2 separate regions of the Homo sapiens genome follow, and region 1 is linked to region 2. A link is a loop called in an ENCODE intact Hi-C map of the cell type or tissue named here. Cell type or tissue: endothelial cell of umbilical vein. All regions are shown on one strand.

Evidence for each region. A loop is a pair of places that touch in the nucleus more often than their neighbours do. Peaks named below come from ENCODE experiments on the same cell type or tissue, not always from the same donor. Only the 100,000 strongest peaks of a DNase experiment are listed, where the experiment ranks them.
Region 1: a loop joins it to region 2, with 2.9 times the contacts of the local background. A loop is called at or near these places in 5 of 110 quality-filtered maps.

Annotation. Positions count from the first base shown.
Region 1 is chr2:171,797,583-171,800,082 of GRCh38, reverse strand. All of the region lies in intron 13 of SLC25A12 (solute carrier family 25 member 12), which reads left to right. Among named protein-coding and RNA genes, the nearest start is that of SLC25A12, 95 kb to the left of the region's middle. RefSeq lists an enhancer at 1,394-1,924. In endothelial cell of umbilical vein, no CTCF peak of the experiment used is centred here; a DNase peak (open chromatin) is centred at 1,492; H3K27ac peaks cover 1,457 bases.
Region 2 is chr2:171,572,715-171,575,214 of GRCh38, reverse strand. No RefSeq gene overlaps it. Among named protein-coding and RNA genes, the nearest start is that of CYBRD1, 51 kb to the right of the region's middle. In endothelial cell of umbilical vein, a CTCF peak has its summit at 955 (motif pointing left); a DNase peak (open chromatin) is centred at 934.

The DNA.
Region 1 (2,500 bases), 220 kb before region 2:
TATCTTTTCAAATTAACAAAGCAGAATATTAAAAAATCTAAATGGACTAACCTTTAGGTACTTTCTAATGGTCTCTTTGGTAAGTACCTGTTCTTTTTTAATTGTTAAACTCGAATCAGAGATTAGTGATAAACTTACCTAGCTGACTGCATTACCTCTTTCAGAGAGTATATACTCCTGAGTGGATGGAAGTCATGAAACTCAAAACTTATTACTCAGCAAAGTGCTAATGTTGCAGGTGAATTTTCACAACCCTATGCGAACACACTTTCTGGAGAACACGTTCTTTCCCTTTGTGTCTTGCTTTCAGTCTGCATAGTGCTCTCAAATGAGTTAGTAGTGCACAAGACCTCGGTGAGGCAGAGAGCATGGTTGTGGGAATGGAATGGTTATGCCGAATGCAAAATCTATGACGATCTAGGTCAGTAGTCTTCCAAACCTAGAATCTTTCAACTCTCCCATGCTTTTTCTCAGCTTAAGCATGTGTCTACACACACCACATACACACACCCTCCCTTCATATCGGTAAAGCAAAAAGCCCACATGTTAGGCGGAGCATTTACTAATCCTGGGGGCCAAGATCTGTAACTAGCCAGCTCCTTATGATGAAGAATTCTATGTCTTCCTCAGCAAGCCAAGCTTGTATATCTCTAAAGAGTAGTTTGGAAACAGCTCTTCCACCTCTCATCCCCAGGAATTAGTGTAGTCCAACTTTATGCCTACATACTTATGTGAACACATATAGATATGCATACAAGTTGAAAATCCTTATATATTTATGTCAAAAGTGGCTTATGATAGGTACACAGGGATTTTCATTCTTGCTGTCTTAGTTCATTTTGGCTGCTATTAAAAAATACCTTCGATGGAGTAATTTATAAACAACAGAAATTTATTGCTCACAATTCTGGAGGCTGGAAGTTCAAGATCAAGGTACCAGCAGATTCAGTGTCTGGTGAGGGAGGGCTTGCTCTCTGCTTCCAAGATGGCACCTTGCTGCTGTGTGCTTGCATGTACCTTGCTGCTGTGTGCTTGCATGTACCTTGCTGCTGTGTGCTTGCATGGTAGGAGAGACAAGGCAGCTCCCTTCAACCTCATTTATAAGGGCACTAATCCCATTCACTAGGGCAGAACCATCATGACTTAATCACCTCCCAAAAGGCCCTACTTCTTAATACTATAATGTTGGATATTAGTTCCAACATATGCATTGTGGGGAAACACCAATATTCGGATCATAGCACTTCCCTTACCCTAGTTAGGAGTATATGTAGTGTTAATTTGTAACACCCTCGCATATATCATCACTCAGCAATGAGCACATTGCATTTATTTCTTTTAAACTATCACTATCCTATTTTAGAAAGAACCATAGCATTTCCTATTGCTTTACAAAAATATGAACGGTTGGTGGTGTGCAAGGCTGAGTCACTGTCTGTTCCTGTTCCTCTTGAGTCAGTCCTAGTGACAGCTAGTTCTGTGACTTTTACTGTTTATCTGGTTATTTTATACGCACATACTGTGTTCATCTGGAGTTGATGTGACCTTAAATAAATTGAAGTTAGATTTTCATCAGTCTCGATAAGGGAAGACTTTATAATGAGTTGCTTAGATTGGATATTTTGTGGTTGGAGGGAAATCATTTCAATCTATAGGAGACAACAGATCAAAGAAGGAAATAAACAAAGGACTTGGCACAAGCAGGGCCCAGCCTCCAACCTCTTTGTGAACCTTGCCCCAGGGGTAGGATTGAGAGGGCAGAAGGTTGAATAGGCCTAATCCTGTATACAGCCCCTCGGCCTTTGGCACTGTGGAGGCATGGTGACATCTCAAAATTACATCCTTTTCCCCGCTAACTTTTGCTGTCAGCTTTAGTTGATTTTCTCATTAAAAAATTCATATGATATAAGATTAAATGGAAGTTTTTTATTCTTTCCATTTCTGTTATATATGGGTAACCCTCATTCAAAATGAGATTTGTTCTCTTTTATGTATCTTTTAAACTCAGTTCTAGAACAAAGAAATGACAACAGAATACTGAAAAATAGAAAGCATCTAAGTCTGTTTTAGTATTAATGTTTGTATCTCTTTTAAAAAATAGGCGGGAAATTTAAGCAATTAGAGAATTAGAAGCTAATTTTGGTGATTTCATGAGTGAAAAAAATTCAGCAAAGGTATGATATAGAGTGGTATGTTATCTAATGTAAGCATTAGTAACAGAAGCAGCAAGATGCCAAATTTAGCAATGTCCATTTACATTTATATAGCTGTGTATCATTGTGATTTAATTTAAAATTTTATATATCTTAGTGTCGATTATTTCAGGTCACTAGCTATATTTGATTAGGTTTTTTGATGTTCATATATAATAAGCTTTTTAAAAAACCTTGGGTCCACAGTAACTAACGCCAACCAGTTTAAAAAATATATTTGCCAAATTACCAAATTTACCATGAAGAAGAATATGCGAGAGAAGACTTAGTCTATAAAGAAGCCATTG
Region 2 (2,500 bases):
ACAAGGGTTCAGAGCTTCCAAATCTGGCACAGAAAGACACAGCCTTGATGTGCCATTTCTCAGCTGATTCTGAATTTTAGCAATAATGCCCTACAAGAAGAGATGGCTGGAGCCAGTTGTAATTTACCTGCTGTCAAATGATTCTGTCCTTCATAAAATGCTAATTATTTGGAAGACTGTTTCTCTTTGAATATTGTAGATATAGATTTTCAGGGTACCTTTCCTATATAATTGTCATTATTTTTTAAATGTTGACATACCTAGCACACTTTTGGAAATAGGCATTTTTAAAAGATTTTATTTTTTTTAGAGCAGTTTTATGTTTACAGCAAAATTGAGTAGAAGGTACACAGATTTCCCATATCCCCACCCCTGCCCTGCATATGCACTGCCTCCCCCCTTATCAACATTCCCCAGAGGGTACATTTGTTACCTTATCACCCAAAGTCCACAACTTACCTTAGTCCCAAGTGCTGGGATTCTATGTGTTCACTCTTTATGGTGTACATTCTATGTGTTTGGACAAATTTATAACTACATAGAACTCATTATGCTATAATACAGAGTATTTTCACTGCCTTAAAAATCCTCCGTGCTCCACCTATTCATCTCCCTCCTCCCCAACCCCTGGCAAACCGCTGATCTTTTTAGAGTCCCCATCGTTCGGCCTGGGCATGTTTTTAAAGTAATGAAGCATTTCACCATTGAGTGTCCGGAAAAAAAAAGGAAAGAGAAGGCTACTTATACTAGATATCGAATTATGGTTGTATGTTTGGCATGAATAATTTTTAATTGAAAATAATCACAATGTTTGTCTAAATCCTAGCGCTCAAAGAAACAACCAGATCTGGTTTTGAAACCAAGACTGCCCTGTTGGTGATGAGGAAGTCAACTGCGCAGCCTCAGTCGCCCGTGGAGGCCCCGGGCTGGCGGCCGTGACGTTGCTGCCACCTCGTGCATATTATCGGTAGTGCAGCCAGCGAGGAGGCCTCAGCCACGCCGAGGTAGCAAGCGCTGGCCAGCTCACTTTGATGGTCTTCAGCTTAGCTCACGTATTGCCTAGGAACACCAGGGGCCTGTGCAGTTTATTATGTGTTTGTGGTGTTTATTAATCCACAGAAATATTGTTTTTGATAGACAACCTAAGATAAAGGCTAATAAAAGACTGAGAATGTGGACTCGATAATTTTGTTGGCTTCAGGATAAAGAAAAAAAGTCAGTAAATGGTACCTGAATCCTCCAATAATTACTCCATCTTATAAATTACTGTTTTCTCTTATTCCAGCCCACAGTCTGTCATTCTAGAAAGTATGATATATTAATTTTTAGCTAAGCAATATCCACAGGGAGTAATCAGAGTTGGCACTGTACAGGTGTTTTTCCAATGAAAAGGTTACTGTTGGAATTATTTATAAGCAACATCAGAACACTGAATATTAACAAACTGAATTTCACCTGGTTATTAAGTAGCAGGAGATACATATGCACCAAATCATCCCGCTTTGACCTTGAATGGTTGTATGTTTATCCAAGAAAGAAGCTCCCCCATCTTCAATGTGCTATTAACCTTCCTTTTTGTCCTTTTTCATTTCTTCCCTTTTAAATTTTATTGTAATGAAATAGTTAAGTCCTACACAAAGGTGTAAACCTATGATACTGATTCTACTTGACTCTGCCACTCAGCTTGGGAAACGCATTACCATCCAAACAGGTGAAGCCTTTGTGCCCCCTCAGCTGTATTCCCTTCCTTCTCTTTACAGTTTCCACTTCTCTAAATTTGGTGTTCATCATTCCCATTTGTTTCATTACGCTTTTGCCGATACATATGTGTTCCTAAACGGTACAATGTACGGGTTTCACGTTTCTGAAACGCTGTTGAGATGGTATCCGTGTTTTCTGTAACTTGGATTTTTTTCTTTCAGTATTAGGATTGTGAGACCCATCCATCATATTAATTTCCCAGAATTGTCGTAGCAAACAACCACAAACTGGGTGACTTAATAAAACGAAAATTTATTCTCTCAGAGTTCTGGAGGCCAGAACTCTGAAATCAAGAGGTGGGCTGGGCTGGGCTCTCTCTGGGGCTCTAAGAGAGAATGTGTTCCTTCCTTCTTCCAGCTTCTGGTGGCCCAAGGCATTCCTTGGCTTGTGAATCTCTGTTTCTGTCTTCACATGGCCTCCTGCTCTCTGTTGTGTCTTCCTGTCTTAGAAGGACACTTGTCATTGGATTTAGGGCCCACCTGATCCAGAATGATCTCACCTTGAGGTCCTTAATTACATCTGCCAAGCCCCCAGGCAATACATGGTGGAGGTAGGTGTCCAACCCATGCATTTTGACCAACTCCTCCAACCACTGGATGACATCGCCTCTAAGCTCAGAAAGCTGCAACTTCTGCTTACACAAATAATGGGCATTTAATGTGGCACTGGATCCAATACTCAGCTTATATAGGTGAGAACTAACTAGTATTGGAGGGTTACAGGGCAAGGAATTGGGCAT